Linked DNA regions of Homo sapiens: regions 1 and 2 are each linked to region 3. The links are chromatin loops, found by intact Hi-C in ENCODE. Cell type or tissue: natural killer cell. All regions are shown on one strand. Links, peaks and the distances in the headings refer to the core of each region. The heading gives the core; the rest is flanking DNA. Region 1 has its middle 9.2 kb from the start of WNT9B. Region 2 overlaps EFCAB13-DT (EFCAB13 divergent transcript). Region 3 overlaps LOC101927060 (a long non-coding RNA gene).

The links. A loop is a pair of places that touch in the nucleus more often than their neighbours do. Peaks named below come from ENCODE experiments on the same cell type or tissue, not always from the same donor. Only the 100,000 strongest peaks of a DNase experiment are listed, where the experiment ranks them.
Region 1: a loop joins it to region 3, with 7 times the contacts of the local background. A loop is called at or near these places in 43 of 110 quality-filtered maps.
Region 2: it touches region 3 in a loop (9-fold over the local background); 5 of 110 quality-filtered maps call a loop at or near these places.

Annotation. Positions count from the first base shown.
Region 1 is chr17:46,839,891-46,844,890 of GRCh38, reverse strand. It overlaps a transcript of LRRC37A2 not described here and a transcript of WNT9B not described here. Among named protein-coding and RNA genes, the nearest start is that of WNT9B, 9.2 kb to the left of the region's middle. RefSeq lists a silencer at 1-7. In natural killer cell, for the core only: CTCF peaks have their summits at 2,719 and 2,918 (motif pointing left); a DNase peak (open chromatin) is centred at 2,900; H3K27me3 peaks cover 1,156 bases.
Region 2 is chr17:47,310,571-47,321,716 of GRCh38, reverse strand. EFCAB13-DT (EFCAB13 divergent transcript) reads left to right here. Exons shown (of 3, transcript NR_110880.1): 2 at 3,097-3,245. It overlaps ITGB3 (integrin subunit beta 3), which reads right to left. Exons shown (of 15, transcript NM_000212.3): 15 at 7,974-11,146. Among named protein-coding and RNA genes, the nearest start is that of EFCAB13-DT, 7.8 kb to the left of the region's middle. In natural killer cell, for the core only: CTCF peaks have their summits at 5,655 and 5,856 (motif pointing right); a DNase peak (open chromatin) is centred at 5,866.
Region 3 is chr17:46,996,637-47,007,782 of GRCh38, reverse strand. It overlaps LOC101927060 (a long non-coding RNA gene), which reads left to right. Exons shown (of 9, transcript XR_243711.6): 7 at 8,966-9,083. It also overlaps a transcript of LRRC37A2 not described here. Among named protein-coding and RNA genes, the nearest start is that of RPRML, 23 kb to the right of the region's middle. RefSeq lists a silencer at 2,286-2,580. In natural killer cell, for the core only: CTCF peaks have their summits at 6,298 and 6,499 (motif pointing right); a DNase peak (open chromatin) is centred at 6,462; H3K27ac peaks cover 299 bases.

The sequences.
Region 1 (5,000 bases), core at 1-5,000, 160 kb after region 3:
TGGGGCAACAAGAGCAAAACTCCATCTCCAAAAAATAAAAAAGAAAGAAAGAAGAAAGAGGAAGGAAGGAAGGAAGGAAGGGAAGGAGGGAGGCAAGAAAACAACTTTCTTAGGGACTAGAAGTTTAAAAATATGCCATAATTTACTATAAATAACATCCTATAGATTTGGGTCTGCACAGAGGCATTCTCAACATCTTTTAGTTTGTTTTCATCTGAGTAAGTTCTTGCTCTCTAAACTCTCTAAAAAGAAGGACGAGAGGAAAGGGGTCCCATCTTGAAGTTCATAGGTGCCTAGAGGAATGCAATCCTTTGCAGTTAGTTTTAGAAATCGGCCACCACCACACCATTTCCTCCAGGTCATATTATCAGAACTGCAGGTACAAATAAGTTTACAGGAAGTGCTCATTAACTGTGTCCTGACTGGTAGACAGTTGGACCATAGCACGTTTTCCTGAACTCATGGTAGGACTGCAGTGGCCCAGCCAGATGTTTTTCTTTAAACAAAGGAGAGACTCGAACCTTGGTTTATCTCTGGGAAGCAGTAAGCTGAGGCTTAACTTATCAAAAAAAAAAAAAAAAAAAAGGTGGCTAACTCCACCTCACTGCATATTTTCTACTTTATATAAAGTATAGGCTGGATACAGTGGCTCATGCCTATAATCCTAGCATTCTGGGAGACTGAGGCAGGAGGATTGCTTGAGGCCAGGAGTTCAAGACCAGCCTCAGCAACACAGTGAGACCCTGCTAATACAAAAAAGAAAAAAAAAATTAGCCAGGCATTGTGGCACATGCCTGTAGTCCCAGCTACCCTGGAGGCTGAGATGGGAGGATTTCTTGAGCATGGGAAGTTGCAACTGCAATGAGCCATGATGCCACCACTGCACTCCAGAGCAAGAACTGCAACAGAGCAAGAACCTTGTCTTAGAAAAAATAATAATAAAGTATGAATACATAATATTCAGTTTAACATACTTTGAATAAGCATCTGGTGCTAAACCCTGGAATAGGAGATGATGAAGTCAGTTCTTGTCCTTGAGGAGCACACAGTTTGTTGGGAAAGACACATAAATAAATACAGAGAGCATTCTGACATATCTATATAAGTGTAAACTAGTTATTGAGCACTTACATTACACCAGGTATTGTTCTAAGTCCTATAAAACTGTTAACCCATTTAATGCTCACAGCATTTTACAAATGAGGAAATGGGCACAGAGAAGTCAAGTAACTGGCCAGCTAGTAAGCTTAGAACCGGGATTAGAACCCAGGGAGCTGGCACCAAAGACACATATTTAACGACTGTGCAGCAGTAAAGAGAAGAAAGTACCAAATGAGGCAGGAACCCAGGAAAGAAGACAATCAATTCATTGTTCCAGGGAAGAGGTAGCTAAGACAATGGCAACTGAGATGCAGCAATGTTTGAGCTGGATTTTGCAGAGTGATTTTTTTTTTCAGTCCTTCTTTCTTCACTTTAACGAATGGAATAGTCCCTCCTAATTAGTCACACAAACGTTTGAAAGGAAACCAAGTTTTCCCACTGGTTGTCATTATAATTATAAGGGTTCACCCTACAAAGCATACCTTTGCTACATTAAGTTCTACTTTGGAGTGAGAGGAGGTTGAAAAAGTGTTGGGGACTTAAGAATAGGGAATGTGTTTTAAACTAGTTAAGCCTTTCCAATCTGTTGTTGATTCTGAAATATCATTTTCATTCCCCCAGCTCCGATATTAATATCTACCCTAGTTTCTCCCTCTCTGGGCTTGGCACCCAGGATGTGCCCACCTTCTTCCTCATGAGGTGCCTTCAGTGTCTAATGTGGCCTGGTTGCAATACCACATGTCTCCAATAGGAGTCACTAGCAACAACAGGATAATTTACCTGAGGTTGCATGGAGAGAACCCTGGGTCCTAACTTAAAATCTTGTCTCTGGCTTCCTCTGCGACCTCGGTTTCTTCATCCATAAAATGGATACAACACTCCCTGTCCACCTTCCTCACAGAACAGTGGTGAGAAATGTGAAGATGAATGTGGACATCTTCCAGTGTGATTCAGAAGAGGTGCACTGTCTGATTTTCTCATAGCTTCTGTCTGGATGGTTTCAAAAAACTAATCATTCCACAGCTACGTTTTGAGCATCACTCATCATGCCAGGCACTCTGTAGGATCCAGGAATTATTTCTATCTTTGCACAAAAGGACTTTGAATAAAAGTTTAAAGCAGGGTACGGTGGCTCATGCCTGTAATCCCAGCACTTTGGGAGACTGAGATGGGAGGATCACTTGAGCCCAGGAGTTCGAGACCAGCTCTGGGCACCAAAGCAAGATCCCATCTCTACAAAAAAAATTAATAGCTGGGCATGGTGGTATGCACCTGTGGTTCGAGCTACTCGGGAGGCTGAGGCAGGAGGATGGTTTGAACCCAGGAGTTTGAGGCTGCAGTGAGCCGTGATCGCGCCACTGCACTCCAGCCTGGGCGACAGAGGGAGACCCTGTCTGAAAAAACAACCAAATAAATAAAGATTTAAAGCTAACTGTAACCCTGAGGTTGTAGAGCAGCAGCCCCTGCCCTAGGAATGATATTGGGGTGTGCAGCAGCGGCATATCTACCTCACCTGTGGCTGGAAGGCTCTCCTGACCAATAACTCATCTCTTCCTCACACAACCCAGTTTGCGCCTGAAGAAACTGAGGCACAGAGAGGCGAAGTGGCCTGCCCAAGGACCTAAATACCAGCAACTTCCCAAGCCTTTAATCCCAGAGCATAGAGTGGGAAGGGGCGGTGTGAGAAGGCAAGTGGTGGGAGAGGACCTGGAGGGATGGAGGGGGAGGCCTCCCGGGTCCCCAGGCCAGCCCAGGCCCCGCCGAGGGCGCCACCGCGGCCAGCCTTCTGCAGGAGCGCCCCCTGCCGGTCAGCGCTGCTCGCGGCGGCCGCGGACGCTGGAGGACGCTCGGCGCGGCAGGGACTGTCCTCTCGCGGACCAGAGACCCCCCCACACACCGCAGAGGAGCGCAAGAAGGGCCCTGCGGGGTCGGCCTACCCCTTCACTTTGCACACGGCAAACGCGGAGCTCAGAGGAGGACGTGGTTGCTCAAGGTCTCTCAGCTGGATGCAGGCTTCCCTGTCCGCCTGCCTCACACTGCAGAACCTCCATCTCCTCTGCCTTCATCTACCCCGCACTCCCCAGTCCAGAGGGTCCAGTTCCTCCCGGTCCTGCTCCCGGCCAGCCCCTACCCGCCCCACCAGCCCCTTCTCCTCAAGGAATCCTCTGGCATTGCAGCCCCCAGCGCTCCCTTCTCCGAAGCCCTGTTGCGTCAGGGCGTCCCCACGCCCCCACCTTAACCCGCTCTCAATTTGGGACATGGCTTAGTTGGCCTGTTGGCACGACCTTGAGGACCAGGGACGGGCCTCTTTCTTTCGGATTCTCCACCCTCCCGCCCAGAGGTGCCTGGGACAGGGCTGAACTCTCACTCTCACTCGGTGATGAATATCGATGCATGACTTTCCTTCTTCCCACCGGGAAGCCTCACAGCAGTGTCTCTGATCCAGGACCGCCAGGATACCTAGGCTGGCCTTCTGGCTTTCCTTCCTAGCTGGGTGACCGTGGGCAAGTCCCTTACAATCTCTCAGAGCCTCCGTTTCTCCGACTGTAAATAGGGAGAAAGCTGCTCTTTGGGCTGGTTGTGAAGATTAAATGAAATCATGCGTGTCATGTTCCTGTCACATAGTAGGTGCTCAATAAATGGTAAATTTGATTTGTCAGGCTTCCAAGGAGCCTTGTCTGTCGGCACCCTCTTTCCTAGGGATAAGCCTTCCAACCTGAATTCTCCCACCCTCTGCCTCCTGTTGGAAGTAGCATCGGGAAAGGCGTTCCATGGTGATGACACAGGGGCACAGGAAAGGAGAATGCAGTTGGAAACAGAACCGGCTGCTTTCTGCCTCCACTTCTACTCACACCTACTTCCTGCTGCTTAGAATTTACAGCCTGCAAAGGGCTAATATCCAGAATCTACAAAGAACTTAAACAAATTTACAAGAAAAAACAACCCCATCAAAAAATGGGCAAAGGATATGAACAGACACTTCTCAAAAGAAGACATTTATGCAGCCAACAGACACATGAAAAAATGCTCATCATCACTGGTCATCAGAGAAATGCAAATCAAAACCACAATGAGATACCATCTCACGCCAGTTAGAATGGCGACCATTAAAAAGTCAGGAAACAACAGATGCAGGAAAGGATGTGGAGAAACAGGAACACTTTTACACTGTTGGTGGGAGTGTAAATTAGTTCAATTAGACAGTATGGCAATTCCTCAAGGATCTAGAACTAGCAATATCATTTGACCCAGGGATCCCATTACTGGGTATGTACACAAAGGATTATAAATCATGCTACTATAAAGACACATGCACACATATGTTTATTGTGGTGCTATTCACAATAGCAAAGACTTGGAACCAACCCAGATGTCCATCAATGATAGACTGGATTAAGAAAATGGGCTGGGCACCGTGGCTCGCGCCTGTAATCCCAGCACTTTGGGAGGCCGAGGCGGGTGGATCATGAGGTCAGGAGATCGAGACCATCCTGGCTAACACGGTGAAACCCCGTCTCTACTAAAAATATAAAAAATTAGCCGGGCGTGGTGTCGGGCACCTGTAGTACCAGCTACTCGGGAGGCTAAGGCAGGAGAATGGCATGAATCCAGGAGGCGGAGCTTGCAGTGAGCCGAGATCACACCACTGCACTCCAGCCTGAGAGACAGAGTGAGACTCCATCTCAAAAAGAAAGAAAGAAAGAAGGAATGAAGGAAGGAAAGAAAGGAAAGAGAGAGAGAGAAAGAAAGAAAGAAAAGAAAGAAAGAAAGAAAGAAAGAAAGAAAGAAGAAAGAAAAAAGAAAGAAAGAAGAGAAAGAAAGAAAGAAAGAAAGAAAGAAAGAAAGAAAGAAAGAAAGAAAGAAAGAAAGAAAGAAAAGAGAAAATGTGGCACATATAC
Region 2 (11,146 bases), core at 2,860-7,859, 310 kb before region 3:
GCAACATAGTGAAGCCTCATCTCTACAAAAAAAAATTTTTTTTAAAAGTCTATTCAGATTATTTGTCTATTTTTAAAATCAGGTTATTTGCTTTCTTGCTACTGAGTTTCTTGTATATCTTGGATATTAACCTCTTGTCAGATGTATAATTAGTAAATATTTTCTCCCATTCAGCAGGTTGTCTCTTCACTCTGTTAACTGTTTCCTTTGATGTGCAGAAGTTTTTAGTTTCATGTAATTCCATGTGTTTATTTTTTGTTTTCTCGCCTGTGTTCTTGAGGTCATGTCCAAAAAAATGCCCAGACCAATGTAGTGGAGCTTTCCGCCTGTTTTCTTCTAGTGGCTTTCTTCTATTTTTTCTTCTAGTAGCTTTCCCTCTATGTTTTCTTCTAGTAGTTCCAGTCTTACAGGTAAGTCTTTAATCCATTTTGACTTTTGTATACGGTGTGAGATAAGGGTCCAATTTCATTTTTCTACACATGGATATATGGTTTCCCAACAGTTTTTATCAAAGAGATTCCTTTCCCCATTGAGTGTTCTTGGCTCCTTATCAAAATTCAATTGTCTGTAAATTCTGGACTCTCTAGTATGTTCTATTGGCCAATGCATCTGTTTTTATGGAATACCATGCTGTTTTGATTACTGTAACTTTGTCGTTTATTTTAAAGTCAGGGACTGTGATGCCTTCAACTTTGTTTTTTTTTTGCTTTTTTTTTTTTGAGATGGATTCTGGCTCTGTCTCTCAGGCTGGAGTGCAGTGGCACAATCTCGGCTCACTGCAACCTCCACCTCCTGGGTTCAAGTGATTTTCCTGCCTTAGCCTCCCAAGTAGCTGGGACTAGAGGCGCGCACCACCACGCCTGGCTAATTTTTTTGTATTATTAGTAGAGACGGGGTTTTTTTTTTACCATGTTGGCCAGGCTGGTCTTGAACTCCTGATCTCATGATCTGCCCGCCTCGGCCTCCCAAAGTACTGGGATTACAGGCGTGAGCCACCACACCTGGCCCAACTTTGTTCTTTTTGCTCAAGATTGCTTTGGTTATTTGGGATCTTTTACGGTTCCATATGAATTTTAGGATTTTTTTATTTCCATGAAAAATAACTCTGGAATTTTGATAGGAATTGCATTGAATCTATAGATCACTTTGAGTAGCATGGGCATTTTAATTATATTAATTATTCCACTCCAAGAACATGGGATGTCTTTTCGTTTATTTGTGTTTTTTCCAATTTCTTTCATCAGTGTTTTTTAGTTTTTAGTATAAAGATCTTTCACTTTCTTGGTTAAATTTACACCTTTTTTGTTTCAGTTTTGGTTTTTGCTAATATAAGTAGAATTATTTTCTTAATTTCTTTTTTGGATTTGTTGTTGGCCTCTAGAAATGCTGCTGATTTTTGTGTGTTGACTGTGTACAGCAATTTTACTGACTTTATTAGTTCTAACAGTTTTTTGGTGGAGTCTTTTGGGTTTTCTATATATAAGATCATATTGTCAACAAAGAGAAAATTCCAATGCTTCCTTTCCTATTAAGATGCCTTTTATTTCTCTTGCTTAATTATTCTGACTAGAACTTCCAGTGCTATGTTGAAAAAAAAAAAAGCAGTAAGAGTGGGCATCCTTTTCTTGTTCCTGATCTTAAAGGAAATGCCTTCAACTTTTCACTGTTGAGAATGTTAGCTGTAGGCTTATCATATATGACCTTTATTGTGTTGAGGTACGTTCCTTCTATACCTAATTTGTTGAGAATTTTCATCATGAAAGGATGTTTAATTTCATCAAATGCTTTTTATGTATCTATTGAAATGATCATATGATTTTTGTTTATGTGGTGTATCACATTTATAGATTCCCATATGTTGAACCATACTTGCATCCCAGGGATAAATCCCACTAGATCATGGTGAATTATTCTTTGAATGTATTGTTGAAGTCAGTATGCTAGTATTTTGTTGAGGATTTTTGTATCTATACTCATTAGGGATATGACCTGTAATTCTTTAGTGCTTTTTAAATGTATATAGTTTATCTCCCCAAAGATTCTGAAATATCTGAGTGCTGAGACCATGTCTTTTATTTTTGTAAATACCCCTCAATCCACCCTCCATCACCCGCTTTCCCACTCCCCACGCCTGTTGTGTTTAAGGATGGTACCTCGGAGTACTGTTCAATCAGGCAAAGACTCTCTAAAGATTTTAAGAGTGGCTGGGTGCAGTGGTTCACGCCTGTAATCCCAACACTTTGAGAGGCCGAGGTGGGTGGATCACCTGAGGTCAGGAGTTGGAGACCAGCCTGGCCAACATGGTGAAACCTCATCTCTACAAAAATACAAAAAAATTAGCCGAGCGTGGTGGCGGGTGCCTGTAATCCCAGCTACTCAGGAGGCTGAGGCTGGAGAATTGCTTGAACCCGGGAGGCGGAGATTGCAGTGACCCAAGATCTCGCCACTGCACTCCAGCCTCGGTGACAGAGTAAGACTCCGTCTCAGAAAAAAGATTTTAAGAGTATGGCTCACAGGTCCTCTCATTCAAACAATAGGGCTTCTAAGAAACTTAAGGTCTTTGTCCTTCAGCAGAAGCCCAAGGTAGAAAAAGACATATCTCAAAGGTATTTGCTGCCATGGCTTTTGTCTCCTGGACTAAAACCCAGTAAGATTCACAGTAGATTCAAAAATTGTTTTAAGAGAATTGTATTGTCAGAAATACTGTCAGCTTGAGCTGAAAAAGAGTACAAAAAGGAAAGGGGCCTTTGGACCCTTTCTACAAACGCATTTCTACAAACAGGAAGCAGGCTAAGAAAACTATTTAGGTCCAAACACATCTCCCTTTCACACAAAAAAGGATGACTTAGAGGATAAAACCAAGAGCCCAGAAGGTGGAACCAAAAGCCATAGGGAGTTATTCCCAGGCTTTGAGTGTAGAACTGCAAACCTGTACTCAAATGGATTTCAGAATTGCTATGAACCAGTGACTTCTGTGCACCTTGGTTTCCACCTGTTGGAACAGGAGTGTCTATAGCAGTTATCTCCCTGCCCCTGCTGTTTTACATTGGTTGCTGTGGGGAAAGGAGCATATGACCTTTTTCTTTTTGTTCGCAGAACTTCAGATTGAAAAGCATGTACTTGAGTAGCTGTATTTAAGGAATTACACCCAAGAAGTCTCATCTTCCCTGGACTTACGTAGAGGATAAGATTCTGAACTTTGAATTGATGCTATAATGGGATAAGACTTTGGGGCCTTAGAAGGGGTAAGTTTATTTTGCATGTGGGAGAACTATAAATAATTTGTGACCAGAGGGTTGCCTGAGGTAGTCTTAAAATATGTCCACAAACACTTTGATATTTGTATTCATTTCCTATGCTGTGGTAACAAATTACCACAAACTTAGTGGCTTAAATAGCACAAATTTATCATCCCAAGTTTCTGGAGGCCAGAAGTACAAAATGAGCCTTACAGTGTTAAAATCAAAGGCTGCATTTCTTATTGAGGCCGTGGAAGAGAATCCATTCTTTGCCTTTTCCAACTTCTACGGGCTGTATACATTGCTTGACTTATGGCCATATCAGTCTGACCCACTTCCATTCACTCTCACTCTGGCCCCCCTAACTCCCTCTCTTTTTTTTTTTTTTTTTTTTTTTTGAGACAGAGTATTACTCTGTCATCCAGGCTGGAGTGCTGTGGCACAATCTCGGCTCACTGTAACCTTTGCCTCCTGGGTTCAAGCGATTCTTATGCCTTGGCCTCACAAGTAGTTGGGATTACAGGTGCGTGCCACCATGCCCAACTAATTTTTTTGTATTTTTAGTAGAGACAGGGTTTCGCCATGTTGGCCAGGCTGGTCTCAAACTCATGGCCTCAAGTGATCCAACCACCTCAGCCTCCCAAAGTCCTGGGATTACAGGCATGAGCCACTAAGCCCAGCCCTGACCCCCTCTTATAAGGACACTTGTGATTACATTGAGCCTCCCCAGATAATCCAGGATGATTGCCTCATCTAAAGATCATTAATTATGTCAACAAAGTTGTTTGTTCCACGTAAGGTAACATATTCACAGGTTCTGGAGATGGGGATGTGGCTGTCTTTGGGGGGCAATGATTCTGTACACAATGCTCCTCCCTTCAAGAGGTGGCATCTATTTCCCTCCTCTTGAATGTTAGCTGGATTTAGTGGGCTACTTCTAATGAATAGTGTATGGCAGAAATTATGGTGTAACACTTACAAAACTAAGTCATAAAAAAATTGTAGCTTCCTCCCTGTTCTCTCTTGGATTACTCCCGCTGGGAGAAACTAGCTGACATGTCATGCAGACACTCAAGCAGTCCTATAGAGATATCCAAGTGGTGAGGAACTAAGGTCTATTGCCAATAGCCAGCATGGAATTGATGCCTCCTGCCAACAGCCATGTGAGTAAGCCATCTTAGAAAAGGATTCTCCAGCCCTTTTTAGCCTTCAACCGACTACAGCCCTGGCCAACAGTTTGACTCCAACCTCATGAGAGTCTCTGAGCCAGAACCACCCAGCTAAGCCATTCCTAAATTCCTGACCACAGAAACAGCAAGATAATGTTTGTTGTTTTAAGCTACTAAATTGTGGAGTAATTTCTTATGCAGCAACAGATAACTAATACAATCCCCACTGGGTGTGGTGGCATGCACCTGTAGTCCCAGCTACGTGGGGAGGTTGAGGTGGGAGGATTGCTTGAACCCAGGAGTTCGAGTCCAACCTGGGCAACAAAGCAAGACCTTACCTCCTTAAAAAAATTTTAAAAATAAATAAAATAATACAATCCCCAAGGTCACATATTGAGCTATGAGGGCTACTTAACTTCTAGGTATTAACTCTGCATTCCCGCCTGCAAGATGAAGGAAATGGAGAAAAGTATGTTCCTTCCCTTAAACAGCATTTACTGGAAGTTGCATACACCTCTTTCATTTACATCTCATTGTCTATGAGATGGACATGGCACATGTAGCTACAAGATTTTTGCATGCTCTTTGTATCTAGCAACTTTACTAAATTTGCTTATTAGTAATAAAAGAATATTTATTCTGGGCAACCATGTGCCCAACTAAACAGCAGAAGTTCTAATATTATGTGAGAAGGAGAAAACATACTGGGCACAATCAGCAATCTCTGTCACAATGGTGAGTGTAAGGGTCAGGAAAGGCAAAGTCCAGCACACACCCATCAACATTTTTTTCCAATTTCTTAACGAAGTATTTCCATTGGCCACCAAAGCGATATTTACACATCATCACTGTGATCTCTCCAAAGAATCAAGCCAATTCTGTATGAGTCACTGGAAAATCCAATTACTATACTAAAATGAAATCAATTGTGAAACGTTTTCCTTACAAGTTCTTATTGGGGACACTGCTAAAGAATAATTTAAAATGGACATTTTGTTTAAAGGCTCCTAAATTTTCTAAATGGTGCTTTCTGTGAGCAATCTTTGATGTGTCAGAAAATATACAGCTGATGAAAGTGTTTCCTTTATGCAAGGAGTTGGAGGGGCTTCATTATAACATTAGCAGCCTCAAGGAAGGCAGTCATGTTCCTGACCTCTTCATTTTCTTTTCACATACAAACCATTCTTAGGTAGCCACATTAAGTGGATTTTTAAATTTTTATGTAATGATATACTTAACCCTAATCACAAGCTTCTAAGACTGCCTCCTTGCATGTTTTAACCAAACTAAAACAAATTAGGAATATATACTTCCATAAATATATTGTATTATAAAACCAATTAGAAATGATTTTTAAATGGCTTATTTGCAGAGCATACGTTATGGTTCCATTATACTGTGAAAACTGAGTAATTCCCAGGCAATCTGCTTGTAATTGGTCCCAGTGGCCATTAGATGGCTCTGTTACTGTAGAGTTTGGACTACCGAAGCCAAGCGTTAAAGGATTACAAATGTGGCTTGACATATAGCTTTTCATCTCATTTTACATAAGATCCTCTATTTTCATCCAGACATTTAGTCAGCAGTTACCAAGACGTAAATAAAACATAGTGAATCTCACAAGATTTCACCATAAAAGGTCTCAGTCTATGTTCACGTAATCTCTTAATGATGTCATGTATTGTATTATGCTCAAAAAATGTACATTATGTTAGGAATTTAAGACTCAGGCCAGGCACCGTAGCTCACACTTGTAATTCCAGTACTTTAGGAGGTAAAGGTGGAAGGATTGCTTGAGCCCAGGAGTTTGAGACCAGCCGGGGCAATATAGTGAGACCTCATCTCTACAAAAAAATATGTATTTAATTAGCCGAGTATGGTGGCATGTGTCTGTAGTCCCAACGCTTTGGAAGGCCAAGGCAGGAGAATCCCTTGAGCTTGGGAGGTCAAGGCTGCAGTGGCCATGATGATGCCACTGCATTCTGGCAACAAAATGAGATCCCGTCTGAAAAAAAAAAAAAGGACTTAAAGACAAAGATTATGTTATCAGTGTTCTGTAAGGTACTTCAGTCCCACACTGTTGGTGTTCAATAAATTTTAAACAGCCTTTTGGCTGTAAAGTAAAAAATTCTAAGTATTATTCTAGCATCCTATAGGATGATAATGTTAATAATTAAGATTTTGATCCTATCTCCTGTGAATAAATTCTGTAAGAATATTTCCTTGCTTGTGTCTTAGTACACATAAAAAGTATCCTGTTAGTTTTTCCCCAGGATTCTATTCTTCCAGTTTTTCATGGGAATTTGTGGTCATGAGTGAAAGCAAGATACCCAAGATCATTTAACCTGGAAAATAGGTCAAAGTAGATTTTCATTTTGTGTGGGTGGATATTTCATCTTCTGAGTATGTCAGGCAAGGTTTGCTATTAACTGTATATAGTAACTAAGCTGCCTTACTATAAAGTTCTTTCTAGGCAAGAAGGCTAAATATGTGATTCCTTAAATCAGTTGTTCTTAAACTTGAGCATGAATTAGAATCACCAGGGAGGCTTCTTAAAACAGATCATGGGTCCCCACTCCCAGATTTTCTGATTCAGCAGCTGTGGGGTGGGGCCTGTCAATTTTCATTTCTAACAAGTTTCCAGCTGATATTGATGTTGCTGGTCTTGGGACCACACTTTGACACCCACTGCCTTAAATAAAATTTAGGCATTTAAATGGTCCTGTAAATAATTTGCCATTAAGCTATTATTTTATCCATTTATGCTTCCTACAAACAAAATCTAGGCTACACTGGCAGTCTGTTCTTTTGAGGTTGCACAAGTTCCTAAATAATACCCAATTAAAAAAAAAAAACCGCAAACTCTTAGAACAGTAATAACCTACTCATTTAAAAAATATTAAGTCTAAAGAGGGCCGGGCCTGGTGGCTCACACCTGTAATTCCAGCATTTTGGGAAGCCGAGGCCGGCGGATCAGTTGAGGTCAGGAGTTTGTGACCAGCCTGGCCAACATGGTGAAACCCTGTCTCTACTAAAAATACAAAAATTAGCCGGATGTGATGATGCACACCTGTAATCCCAGCTACTCAGGAGGCTGAGGCAGGAGAATTGCTTGAGCCCCGGAGGCAGATGTTGTAGTGAGCAGGGATCACACCACTGCACTCCAGCCTGGGCAACAGAGAGAGACTCCATCTCAAAAATAAATAAAAATACAAAAATTTGCCAGGTATGGTGGTGGGCGCCTGTAATCCCAGCCACTCGGGAGGCTGAGGCAGGAGAATCTCCTGAGCCCAGGAAGCAGAGGTTGCAATGAGCCGAGATCGCGCTCACTTCACTCCAGCCTGGGCAACAGAGCGAGACTCCATCTCAACAACAACAACAAAAAAATCTAAAGAGAAGCTCTGGATTCTGAAGCTAGCTTCAGTACCCATAGTAGTCATCATTCTGTTACATTTGGAAACATGCTTGTTCTAAAATAATCATTTCTGAGTCAATGACACCTATTCTTTTCATCCAAAGGAAACAGAAATAACAACACAGGAAGCACTGAGCAGCCTTAGGCCAATTCTTTTTGGAAAGTACATTTAATTTACTGTTGCACAAACCCAAACAGAGAAGGTGGTTAGGAAGTGAGGAAGGCACTTAAGAAATTTCAACCACAGCCGGGGGCAGTGGCTCACGCCTGTAATCCCAGCACTTTGGGAGGCCGAGGCGGGAGGATCACGAGGTCAGGAGATCGAGACCTTCCTGGCTAACACCGTGAAACCCCGTCTCTACTAAAAATACAAAAAGAAATTAGCCGGGCGTGGTGGCAGGTGCCTGTAATCCCAGCTACTCGGGAGGCTGAGGCAGGAGAATGGCGTGAACCCGGGAGGCGAAGCTTGCAGTGAGCAGAGATCGTGCCACTGCACTCCAGCCTGGGTGATAGAGCAAGACTCTGTCTCAAAAAAAAAAAAAAAAAGAAAAGAAATTTCAACCAGGAATACTTAACAAAGAAAAAGAGGCCTTTGGACCCCATTAAAATCATGGATGACTGGCCGGGCACAGTGCTTCACACTTGTAATCCCAGCACTGTGGGAGGCCGAGGAAGGTGGATCGCCTAAGGTCAGGAGTTCGAGACCAGCCTGGCCAACATGGTGAAACCCCGTCTCTACTAAAAATACAAAAATTAGCCGGGTGTGGTGGCGGGTGCCTGTAATCCCGGCTACTGGGGAGGCTGAGGCAGGAGAATGGCTTGAACCTGAGAGGCAGAGATTGCAGTGAACTGAGATCTTGCCATTGCATTCCAGCTTGGGCAACAAGAGTGAGGCTTTGTCTCAAATTAAAAAAAAAATCATGGATGACCTGGGAATCTCAGAGAAGTAAAGAACTGACTCCTAATATGGCAACTTGTCAGGAATATTCAAAGTTTTCCGTTATTGTCCACAGATCCTGAGACTGGACATAAATTTTCTCCAAAAGAGCTAGACACAATCCCTTTGTGCCGTGTTATCTGATGCCAGAACACTGTTTAGCTGTTCACCCCACAGGCCAAAACTGCTATTTGCTACCTCATGAATGCAGCTACAGGTTATCCCCACATATTGACAAATAATATTGGTCTTCAAGACCTGTGAACTTCATTCCAGTAGCTCAGACAAGATTCCTGATTTGATTCACCTGTTAAATACATTTTCTTCCCCCTTTGATACAGTTTCTTCATATAAAACATCTTATCTAAAGAAAATGTCCCATTAACACTCTCATGGACTCTGTCTTAGTAACTGAAGATTATAATCACAGGCGTGAGCCACCACACCTGTCTTAGTAGCTGAAGGTTATAATTACAGGCATGAGCTTCCACACCTGTTCCCTGCCACTATTTCTAAGGACTTCTTGGATCCATGACTATCCCTCCCCGCCCCCTATTTATCCCTCTACCATACTGCCATTCCCTACAGTAAGGAGTAATCCATGGGTGAGACAGGGCTCAGTCATTGCCCCATATCTAATTCCAAGGCTTATTCTCAATGTTAACACAATAATACAGAATAGATATTTCAGCTACTTATGGATTCCTCTTCCCTAATATGTGGATGCAAATGTGTGCAAAGTGAAGAAAGAAATAATAACTAAATGAAGCTTAAGTGCTACATCAGGAGAGACGTAACTATTAACAAATGTTGGAAAACGGGTTTGGAGAGAGGATAGAATGAGACTTTCATTGAGAAAGGTGATATGGAATGACATCTGCTCTTGCCAAAGCCAGGTCTCTCAGATCTCCCAACTAAAAACACAAACAGTATCAATATCCCAGAGAATCTTAACCGCACATTTGATGACACAGTAAGTCCCAGCATCTTAGAATGTTGATACTGAAAGAGACCTTCAAGACTGGCTGCTAAAATCCCATCATTTCTCAAACTAGAAAACAGCTTTAAGAAGAAGAAAGTGACTTGCCTTAATTAAAGATTATTTAGCTGTAACACTGAGGCCAGAGCTCCAGTTTTCTGCTCATGGAACAAATGTTGATAAGTCTTTCTTTTTTTCTTGGGCATTTGGGGGTGGCTTTTAATGTTGGATGTATGTCAACACCAATGGAGCCACTGCTTTTCTGGGACAAAAGAACAGTCCCTCTTCCTCAGGAAAGGTCCAATGTGTCCACACATCTATCCCCATAGCCTTCTATCATGAGAGAGCCCCTCACAGATCCAGCCACTGGCCAGTGACTTGCTGTGAATGATGCCAAGTGGGAGTGTCTGTACCCTGCCCAAGTCTGTGTGGTTTCCTATGCTCTCCTTCTTTGCCATCACATAAATTTACAAATATAATGCAAGCATGTTTATATACATGTTCTTTTAAGTTAAGAAAACCTCATCATGAGAAAAATAAAATAAAATTGCACTGTGGCCTCTCAGATTAAAGACTGAGTTAAAATGAGGTTGTCCAACCCATAGAAGAACAGGCCACACGTGCTGATACAACTGACCCATCATTCCATCCTGGCACTTATTCCCAGCCAACTCATGGGAATAATTCCTTCACAAGGCAGCCAAGAGGTAGAAGGTAAATACAATCAGCCCCATGGATGGATACAGCACACCAAGGCACAGGGCCAGGTATGTGGAGGTGCTATGGATGAGGGACAGGAGGCCGGAAGCATAGGGCCAGACCTCTGGCTCTACAATAGCACTCTCTCCCTTTGAGGAAAAGCATTTGGTCATGAGAGACATCCCCAGCTCATAGCAAATGTCTACAGCAGTGAGGGTGTGGAATTAGGAGGTAAAGAGATGGTGCTGGCCTAAGGGTGACACACTTCTTCTAAACAAACCTCCAGAGTAGAGCTGCCAATAAGGCAAATCTGAAGGGTTGTGATTATGAACTGGGAGATGCTGGTACATCCCCCAGGCCATGAATGACCCCTGAGTGGCCCAGACATCCTCACTCCCAACAGGTCAAAGAATTAGCTTGCAAGGACTTCCCTTGCGAGAGAACCATAGCTGGGTTGAGGGGATGGCAAAAGGCACAGGCAGCTCTAATAGTTCAGCTCTCCCTGACTCCTCCTTCGGCCTGAGGGAGGGGAAAGGAGGCAGAGGTACAGATGACCCGGGCTGCCAAGCCCAGCAGTTCCTACCATAGCTGCTGAGAGTCAGGCCTGAGAACCATAAATTTATGAACTCAGGGTAGAGCCAAGGCTTGGTGTCCCTTCCTCTGGAATGAGAGGCCTCAGCCCTGCCCTTCTCTTCAGGGACAATGGCC
Region 3 (11,146 bases), core at 3,589-8,588:
CCACTTTGGAAACAAAAAATATTATTCTATTTATAGCATTGTGTTTTTAGTGGCGGGATTTCCATTTACAAAATACATTAATTGTTCAAGCTGAAAATATCAAATCCTAGAAAATGTAGCATTCCTACACGTGATACTAACATCATTCTCGAACAGTTATTGGCCAAAGATTCATTTGATGTATCTGATTTTCCAGAATAGACTATTCTGATGATTCAGATGATTCTGATGTTAGTTCTGTTTAGAAATAATTCCAATAGCAGTTTTTATATTTTATTTTCAAACTGAAAACCATTCATATTTGCGGCCAGGCGCAGTGGCTCACGCCTGCAATCCCAGCACTTTGGGAGGCAGAGGCAGGTGGATCACCTGAGGTCAGAGTTCCAGACCAGCCTGGCCAACATGGTGAAACCTCATCTCTACTAAAAAATACAAAAATTAGCTGGCTGTGCTGGCAGGCACCTGTAATCCCAGCTACTTGGGAGGCTGAGGCAGGAGAATTGCTTGAACCCAGGAGGCGGAGGTTGCAGTGAGCCAAGATCACAACACCGCACTCCAGCCTCGGCAACAGAGCAAGACTCTGTCGAAGGAAAAGAAAAGAGAAAGAAAAAAAAGAAAGAAAATCAGATTTGCTTCAGCCTCAAAGAGCAGGTTTCTGTAAAATTAAATGAGCACTGGCAGTGAGCTGCCCTTTTTTTCCTAAATGGGAAAAGGGTTAATACTGCAAACTTTTCCTCAGCTTCTATGCAACTGAGGCAAATACTGTGCTAACTCTTGAGAACCTCTGGAACCATGAATAGGAGCACAAAAACAAGAAGAAATTGTATTCTCAGCACTATTCGGAAATGGTACTTCATAATGTTTGAATCGATTGTATTCACACTATCTGAGAGGAAAGATCTGGTAGATACATTAACTTGTCTTTTATCTAAGTCCTTTTCTGCCCACAGCTTCTGTGTACTTTCAAAATAGTGCCTGGCAGAGGCCCCATTCAACATTTAGATGTAGTTATTTTTCCCATAGACCGAAGATAAGGTGTGAAGAAGCACGTCTCTGGGGCCTGAACATTGTCAGTCAAGAGAGGATGCATAGGGTTAGGTGGTGCTGCGCCAATGCCAGGCACCAGATCCAGACTAGCAGAGGCATCCTGTTGGCCTTTATTTATTTATTTGAGACAGAGTCTTGCTCTGTCACCCAGGCTGGAGTGCAGTGGTGCGATCTCTGCTCACTGCAACCTCTGCCTCCCGGATTCAAACAATTCTCATGCCTCAGCCTCCCGAGTAGCTGGGATGACAGGCATGCACCACCACACCTGGCTAATTTTTGTATTTTTAGTGGAGACGGGGTTTTGTCATGTTGGCGAGGCTGGTCTCGAACTCCTGACTTCAGGTGATCTGCCTCCCAAAGTGCTAGGATTTACAGACATGAGCCACTGCACCCGGCCCTGCAGTCCTTAATTAATTAATTTATTTTATTTTTTGTATGTAGAGTTCTCTAAATTTCAGGGCCCAGTCAGGGGCTCCTCTTGCCAGCTCGAAGGACAGGACTGGGAAAATATGCTTCTGTAAATAAACTGCTGTAGAAAACAGAGGGAAAAAAAAATTTTTTTTCCGAGATGGAGTCTCGCTCTGTTGCAGAGCTGGAGTGCAATGGTGCAATCTTGGCCCACCACAACCTCCTTCTCTCGGGTTCAAGCAATTCTCCTGCCTCAGGCTCCCAAGTAGCTGGGATTACAGGCGCCTGCCACCCACCTGGCTAATTTTTGTATTTTTAGTAGAGACAGGGTTTGCAACAGAGCAAGATCTTGTCTCACAAAATAAATTAAAAAGATTTTTAAATAGCAGGTTTCTAAAACAATGAGAAAGACAGCATTACATATCAGTGTCTACAATTTAACCAAAGCTATACTTAGAAGTAAATTCATTGTCTTAACTGCTTTTGTTCCAATAAAACAAAATAGCAGGATCCTGAGGCTTTGATGCTATTTTCTTAATCCAGCTGGTCTGTGGAGAAGCCTGGGACAGAAAGAAGCAGCCAGACTCCAGAATCCCCCATTTTAATAGCTATTCTATGCTATGTCCCCGTCTTATTCCTGGCAACTTACCTCTCAGCTCGTGCACTGTGACATTACAGCAAGAAGTACTAATATAAATGACACAAAAGAAAAAAGAAACCATGAGGTTTTGCTTGTTTTATTAACTAGGTGGGCATTGTAAATGTGGAGGGTGGGAAACAATCAGGAGACAGGAATCCGATGAGCATCTGCCATGTATCAGGCACTGCGCAATGTTCCTTACATACCACGATCCCATTTAACCCTCAAAAAACACTGCAGAGGGCTATCACTGCCTTCCTTTTACATACGAAAAAACAGACTTAACAGTTGCTCACGGGAAGCTGAACCAAGAATCAAAACAAAAGACTTTCGGGCCTCAAAGACTGCACTGTTTCCACTGCACAAAGTTGTCTGCACTGTGAGCAACAGAGGAGGGGAAAGGGGACTAAAAACCAAAACCAAAAATCCAATAAATAAAACAAAATAAATGAACTGAGCATTCAACACAAAAAGTTATAAGGAGCAGAGGAAAACATTTCCAAGGAAAACAGGAAGAAGCAAAGCTTAAGAATAAAAGCGTGACTTACACATTTACTTGGATCCAGGGGAAACTGTTGGGGTGAGATGTTAAAAACAGAGTTAGGAAGTGACTGGAGAACTTGTGTATTACATTCCACTTCCTATGGACCTTGGGTCCTTCTCTGTAACACTAATATTGGACTAAATTCTTCAAAGTTTCCTTGCAAGGACAGGCCACTCTGAAGCTAAGGGGTTACCACCAACCAAGAGACTCCTTCAGTAATAACACAGTAGGTAAATTACCCCAGAAGGTAAATATGACTGATTGTCTTACAGTAGCAGGTTTTAAAATCTTGTTGTCTCAAAAGCATTGCTATGGGCCAGGTGCAGTGGCTCACGCCTATAATCCCAACACTTTGGGAGGTTGAGGCGAGAGGATTCCTTGAGCACAAGAGTTCAAGACCAGCCTGGGCAACATAGTGAGACGCTGTCTCTACAAAAAATAAAGTAAATTAGCGGGGCATAGTGGTGTGTGCCTATAGTTCCAGCTACCTGGAAGGCTGAGGTGGGAGGATCACTTGAGCACAGGAGGTCAAGGCTGCAGTGACCTATGATTGCACCACTGCACTCCCCAGCCTGGGTGACAGAGCAAGACCCTGTCTCAAGAAAGCATTGCTAGACACTTTCTTCCATAAAATTATATTCTGCCCTGAGGGAGGCCCCCAGTGGGACTGTGCAGTGCCACCCCTGCTGCTGGCCCCTGAGGGCAGCAGGCAAGGAAGGAGCATATGTCTGTGCTGTGGGAAGTGCCAGGGAAAAGCCCCTGGATTGGGTTACCGTGAAATGCAAAGTGAGTGAAATACAAACATACCTTTAAAAAGGTAAACTAGTTCAACCATTGTGGAAGACACTGTGGCGATTCCTTAAGGATCTAGAACTAGAAATACCATTTGACACAGCCATCCCATTACTGGGTATATACCCAAAGGATTATAAATCATGCTGCTATAAAGGCGCATGCACATGTATGTTTATTGTGGCACTATTCACAATAGCAAAGACTTGGAACCAACCCAAATGCCTATCAATGATAGACTGGATTAAGAAAATGTGGCACATATACGCCATGGAATACTATGCAGCCATAAAAAAGGATAAGTTCATGTCCTTTGTAGGGACATGGATGAAGCTGGAAACCATCATTCTCAGCAAACTATCGTAAGAACAAAAAACCAAACACTGCATGTTCTCACTCATAGGTGGGAATTGAACAACGAGAACACATGGACACAGGAAGGGGAATATCACACACCGGGGCCTGTTGTGGGGTGGAGGAAGGGGGAAGGGAAAGCATTAGGCAGTATACCTAATGTAAATGACAAGTTAATAGGTGCAGCACACCAACATGGCACATATATACATATGTAACAAACCTGCACATTGTGCACGTGTACCCTAGAACTTAAAGTATAATAAAAAAAAAAGGCAAATATAGACCTTAGTGAATGAGTCTGGGTCATGGCTGGATGGGAGAAATCCCAGGGTGAGCCAGCCCAAACACGCCATCCACGTAATTAAAAAAAGAACATGCTACCCCAATGGTCAGCCCTGTGAGAAACGCATCCTTCCATCCAGCTAAAATCTGCCCATGTCCATCTTCTCTGCTCAACACCAGTCCCCATGCATTGGGCGACAGAGCACTGTACCCTCCTGCATGGAGTGGCCAGCCACTGGGCTTCAGAGCCAAACAAACCTGGGCTCAAAGCCCAGCCCTGCCCCCCTGTTGTGTGATGTCCAGGACAGTGGTGCTAGTAGTTGATGTGCTCATCTGCCCCACCTCTGCCTGGCTGTACTCGCAGCTAGTACATGTATAGTATATAAGTGCCCGACTGTATCATTGTATGTTCCAGAGTGGTCAGGGTCAGGGTGGTCATGGCTGAGCTTTTTTTTTTTTTTTTTTTTTTGAGTCTCTATTGTCCAGGCTGGAGTGCAGTGGCACCATCACGACTCACTGAAGCCTCAAATTTCCTTCCGGCCTTAAGTGATCTACCTGCCTCAGCCTCCTGAGTAGCTGGGACTACAGACCTGGACCACCAAGCCTGGCTAATTTTTAAAAATATTTGTAGAAGTTGGGGGGGTCGGGGGGCTCTGTTGCCCAGGCTGGTCTCGAGCTCCTGGCCTCAAGTGATCCACTTGCCTTGGTGCTAGGATTACAGTTGTGAACCATCACACCCAGCTTCCTTGAGCTTTTATACAGAACTCGTCTTTGAGTTAGTTTCTGTTGTATGTTCTAGTTAGGGCATTATATTGATTTTTAAAATTACTATCATTCTGAATGAATAACAAATTGTGGTACATTCATACAATGGAACAGAACTCAGCAATAAAAAGTAATGTGGGGAGGTGGGGATGGTTAATGGGTACAAAAAAAAAAGAATGAATAAGACCTAGTGTTAGAGAGCACAATAGGCTGGCAATAATCAATAATAATTTAATTGTATATTTAAAAATAACTAATGGCCAGGCGTGGTGGCTCATGCCTGTAATCCCAGCACTTTGGGAGGCCGAGGCAGGTGGATCACCTGAGGTCAGGAGTTTGAGACCAGCCTGACCAATCTGGTGAAACCCTGTCTCTACTAAAAATACAAAATTAGCTGGGCCTAGTGGCACGTGCCTGTAATCTCAACTACTTGGGAGGCTGAGGCAGGAGAAATGCTTGAACCCAGGAGGCGGAGGTTGCAGTGAGCCAAGATAGCGCCATTGCACTCCAGCCTGGGCAAGAAGAGTGAAACGCTGTCTCAAAAACTAAAAAAAAAAAATAAAAATAAAAATAATTAAGAGTGTATAATTGGATTGTTTGTAACACAAAGGATAAATGCTTGAGGGGCTGGATACCCCACTTTCCATGATGTGATTATTATGCATTGCATTCCTGTATCAAAACATCTCAGGTATTCCAGAAATACATACCCTTACTATGTACCCACAAAAACTACAATTAAACATTTAAAAAGTAATGAACTATTGGCACACAAAGCAACATGGATACATCTCAAAATAATTATGGTGAGTGAAAGAAACCTGACCAAAAAAATACACACTGTATGATTCCGTGTCTAGAAAGCACTAGAAAATATAAACTAACCTATGATGACAGAAAGCAGATCAGGACCAGGCGTGGTGGCTCACACCCGTAATCCCAGCACTTTGGGGGGCCGAGGTGGGCGGATCACTTGAGGCGAGGAGTTCAAGACCAGCCTGGCCAACATTTGTACTAAATACAAATACAAATACAACATTTGTACTAAAAATACACAAATTAGCTGGGCGTGGTGGCAGGTGCCTGTAGTCCCAGCTACTCGGGAGGCTGAGGCAGGAGAATCTGTTGAACCTGGGAGGCGGAGGTTGCAGTGAGCCGAGATCTCACCACTGCACTCCGGCCTGGTGACAGAGTGAAACTCCATCTCAAAAAAAAAAAAAAAAAAAAAAAGGAAAAAAGAGAAGAGAAAGAAAGCAGATCAGTAGTTGCTTGGGGGTGAGAGGGAAGTAGAAAGGGCAGGAAGCAGGATCACCAAGGGGCAACAAGGAAATTTTTTGGGAGGATGGCTTTCTTCACTATCTTGATTGTGATAATGATTTCAGCTGTATACTAAGGCTCAGATATTATCAAATTGTAATCTCTAGGCAGTTTATTATATGTCAATACCTCAATAAATCTGCCTAAAATGTTCAAAAATTACTGTAATTACACAAAATACATTTTATAAAAAGGAAGTCATGAGTGGAGCATGGTTGAGAACCCCCCAGCATCTGGTAGATTCAGAAGTGGGGAAAAGCATCTCTCACTTCCGCTTTTTCAGGCCGGCGTGCTGTGCAATTTATCCAGTGGCCACTAGAGGACAGCAGCGACTCAGGTACAGGAAGTGGGCGTTTCAGGGCTTCAATACTTAGTATTCCTTGCTCTGTGCTCCCTATCCTGGGAGGTGGACATTAATACCCCCATAATACTCAGTTAGAGCTGAGACTTGGGCCTTGGTCTCTGGCTCCTTATTACGCCTTGTTGGTCCCCGAACACCGGGAGTGCAGGAAGGTCGCCCAGACTGGAGTTCTGTGGCACCATCTCGGCTCACTGCAACCTCCACCTCCTAGGTTCAAGCGGTTCTTCTGCCTCAGTCTCCCAAGTAACTGGGATGACAGGTGCCCACCACCCCGCCCGGCTAATTTTTGTATTTTTAGTAGAGACGGGGTTTTACCACATTGGTCTGGCTGGTCTCAAACTCCTGACCTCATGATCCACCCGCCTCAACCTCCTAAAGTGCTCCCAGATCTTTTTAAAAGAATGTCCTACTCCAGGGAGGCAGCAGCCATAGTTCCCTGTTATCTGCAGGGCTGATATGGAGGATTGCAGATGGCACCAAAGAGTTGTGGTTCTCAAGGTGACTTTGGAAGGCCTCCCACCTTGCCTGAAACCCACGATTATAAAGCAGGTCAAAGTTGTATCATCAGATGCTGCAAGTCATAAGTTAGCATGTCAGTGAGAAAATGACCTACTGAAGGGTCATTTTTATAGGAGAGAGGGAAAGGAGAGAAGGTTCAATTGAGGAGTAGAGAGACATGATGGTGGAGTGCCCATGGGGTGCTGCAATGGAAGCTTCCCCCAAAAAAGTAATCGTGGGCCGGGCACGGTGGCTCAGGCTTGTAATCCAGCACTTTGGGAGGCCAAGGTGGGCAGATCACTTGAGCTCAGGAGTTCGAGACCAGCCTGACCAACATGGCAGAACCCCATCCCTACTAAAAATACAAAAATTAGCCAGGCATGGTGGCGCACACCTGTAACCCCAGCTACTTGGGAGGCTGAGGCAGGAGAATCGCTGAAACCCGGGAGGTGGAGGCTGCAGCGAGCCAAGATCGAACCACTGCACTCCAGCCTGGGTGGCAGAGCAGGACTCTGTCTCAAAAAAAAAAAAAAAAGCAAAAAACAAGCAATTGTCAACATACATTGAGCCACCACAGTGTGTGAGGCATGATGCCGAACACTCTGTGCAGGGAGCCAGCTCATCTTCACAGCACTATTTTATTTTATTTTATTTTATTTTATTTTATTTTATTTTATTTTATTTTATTTTATTTTTTATTTTATTTTAATTTTATTTTATTTTATTTTATTTTATTTTATTTTATTTTATTTTATTTTATTTTATTTTATTTTGAGATGGAGTCTTCCTCTGTTGCCCAGGCTGGAGTGCAGTGGCGTGATCTCAGCCCACTGCAACCTCCACCTCCCAGGTTCAAGCGATTCTCCTGCCTCAGCCTCCTGAGTAGCTGGGATTACAGACACACGCCACCACACCCGGCTAATTTTTATATTTTTAGTAGAGAAGGGGTTCCACTATGTTGGCCAGGCTGGTTTCAAACTCCTGACCTCAAGTAATCTGCCTGCCTCAGCCTCCCAAAGTGCTGGGATTATAGGCGTGAGCTATAGTTCCAGGCTGACAGCACTCTTACTAAATAAGAGTGGTTAAGAAACTAAATGCAGAGAGGTTAAGAAACGCCTAACAGGCCTGGCATGGTGGCTCACGCCTGTAATCCCAACACTTTGGGAGGCCAAGGTGGGCGGATCACTTGAGCCCAGGAGTTCAAGGCCAGCCTGGGCAATATGGCAAGACCCCGTCTCTACAAAAAATTACAAAAATTAGCCAGGCATGGTGGCGTGTGCCTGTAGTCCCAGCTACTCGGGAGGTTTAGGCAGGAGGATCCCTTGAGCCTGGGAGTTCAAGGCTGCAGTAAGCTATGATTGCACTACATCCTGGGTATGAGAGGGACACCCAGTCTCAAAGAAAAAAAGCAACTGTGGACACACATTGAGCCCTTCTGGTGGGTCAGGCACGATGCCAAACACTGTATGAAGGGCGTCATCTCATCTTCACAGCATTCTTAATAAATAAGCTGCAGAGAGGTTAAGAAACGCCCAAAGTCACAGAGCTGGTAGGAGGCAGTGCAAGGATTTGCATCCAGATTTGACACTAACGTGTGGGCCTTGCTACTGCTCTATAGTACCTAATTAAACGGAAGTGTCCTTCTCGATTACTTAGTTCATGTGTTGAACTCGTTGGTGTTGGTAGCAGATGGTGAGTATTGTAGTTCAGCTTTCTGGAGAAAACTCGTCAGGCTTCAAGAGAATGTTAAGCATCCATGATGGTCTGGGAGGGAGGTTCCCTCTCCACCTCTTCACCTCTTCACATGGAGCATTTACAGTGTGTGAGTTTCTGTGCTAAGGATGATTCTTCCATGATGACAGTATCTGAAGTGCAGGTGGGCAGAGGCCAGCAACAAGGAATTGAGGGGCCAGTGAGGCAGCAATTCAGTGACATTGTTCATTTGCACTCACAGGGGTCTGTCACACGCAGCCCAACTCAACTGGAGTCCTGAGAAGGTGAACAGACCAGGATGGATGGCCAGGGAACTCACCAGAAGTCCCCAGGCATCAGAACAAGGTCGAAGCATCCTGGTGAGCAGATAACACGTGCCCATGTTTTGTGGGGGGAAGTCCTCCAGCAGTTTCTCCTTCCCCTTGGCTTTGACCTGGCCTACCTGGGATTATGCAGTTGGTTCTCCAGGTCAGGTGCCTCAGGGAGGTGACCCTTCCTGTTCTGGGTTCTGCAGAAGCCGACAGCTCTGGGCTTGTGCCCATCAAGCACTCTTCTGCCCATTTTATACTCTTGTGGACGCATGGTGGTGTTGATACAGGCCCCGAGTTAAAGGATCCATGGCTGCACGTGACAAGACAAAGCAAAAGCAGGCCAGAGTTAAACACGCCCCTTGGGTCCCCTCCTTCACTTCATAAATGGGAAAACCAAGGTCTAGGCAGGGAAAGGGGCTCAGCCAAGGCTACATACACAGCACACTCACGGCCGAGCCGGGATTAGGACTCCCAGCATACCCCGTAGCCTTCTCTAATAAGAGATAGGCTGCTGGGTTCTTCTTTATCAAGTGTTGGTCACTCATTATTTCTCTCTGTGTTTCTTAAAACAATTATTCTTTAATATCGTTATATATTCAGTAAGTGTTCAAATTTCCAACTGTTTTATGTCAGAAAGCATTTTCTAACATTTTGATTAAATCAAGATCCAAATAAGATGCACACAATATGATTAGTTGATGTCTCTTAAATCTTTTAATCCATGGATTCCTCTTCCATCTTTCTCTTTTTCCGTTTATTCTTTTTTTTTTTTTTTTTCAGATGGAGTTTCACTCTTGTTGCCCAGGCTGGAGTGCAGTGGTGCGATCTCAGCTCACTGCAACCTCTGCCTCCTGGGTTCAAACAATTCTCCTGCCTCAGCCTCCCGAGTAGCTGGGATTACAGGCACCTGCCACCATGCCCGGCAAATTTTTGTATTTTTCATAGAGATGGGGTTTCACCATCTGGGCCAGGCTGGTCTCAAACTTCTAACCTCAAATGATCTACCTGCCTAGGTCTTCCAAAGTGCTGGGATTATAGGCGTGAGCCACCACACCTAGCCTTCCTTTATTCTTGAACCAGCCCTACCATGCATCCTGCAGATATTACCCACGGTCTGGATTTTGATTATTGCAAATCCATGATGTCATTTATACACATTTCTCTGTCTTCTATATTTCCTATAAGTGGATAGTTGGATCTAGAGGCCTGATCAGATTAAGATTTTGAGTTTTTGGCAAGACTTGTTCTTAGTAGGTATTAGGTTTTTCCACAGAAGGCACAGAATGTCTAGTGACTTCCTTTTTGTGACATTAATAGCTATTGACATTCCATATCTAGACCAGTTACTTCACTGGGGGTTAGAAATGGTGATATTCTTTTTTTTTGGTGAGGTGGGGAGACAGAGTCTCACTCTATCACTTAGGCTGGAGTGAAGTGGCAGGATCTTGACTCACTGCAACCTCCGCCTCCTGGGTTCAAGCGATTCTCGTGCCTCAGCCACCTGAGTAGCTGAGACTACAGACATGTGCCACCACACTTGGCTAATTTTTTGTATTTTTAGTACAGATGGGGTTTCACCATGTTACCCAGGCTGGTCTCGAACTCCTGAGCTCAAGCAATCAGACTGCCTCCGCCTCCCAAAGTGCTAGGATTACTGACGTGAGCCACTGTGCCTGGCCCAGAAATGGTAATATTCTAATTCTATCATCCTGTCTTCATTTATTAGCTGGATTACTTCTAAAGAGAAACTCCTCCTCGTTAACTATTCCATGACCTGGAGTCTTATCTCATCAATTCTGGGAGAATTCTGGGTACATGGATTATCCCCACTTCCATGTTAGGCCAGAGGTCAGAGGGGCTGAAGGAACTGTCACCAGCAGAAGAATTGGCTGGCCCCAGTCAACCGACAAAATCATAATAAATAATTAGAAAGTGAGGGCTGGATGTGGTGGCTCATGCCTGTCATCCCAGCGCTTTGGGAGGCCTGAGCGGGAGGCTTGCTTGAGGCCAGGAGTTTGAGGCTGCAGTGACCTATGGTCACACCACTACACTCCAGCCTGGGCAACAGAGTGAGACCCTGTCTCTAAAGAAATTAATAATAAAGTGGTTGT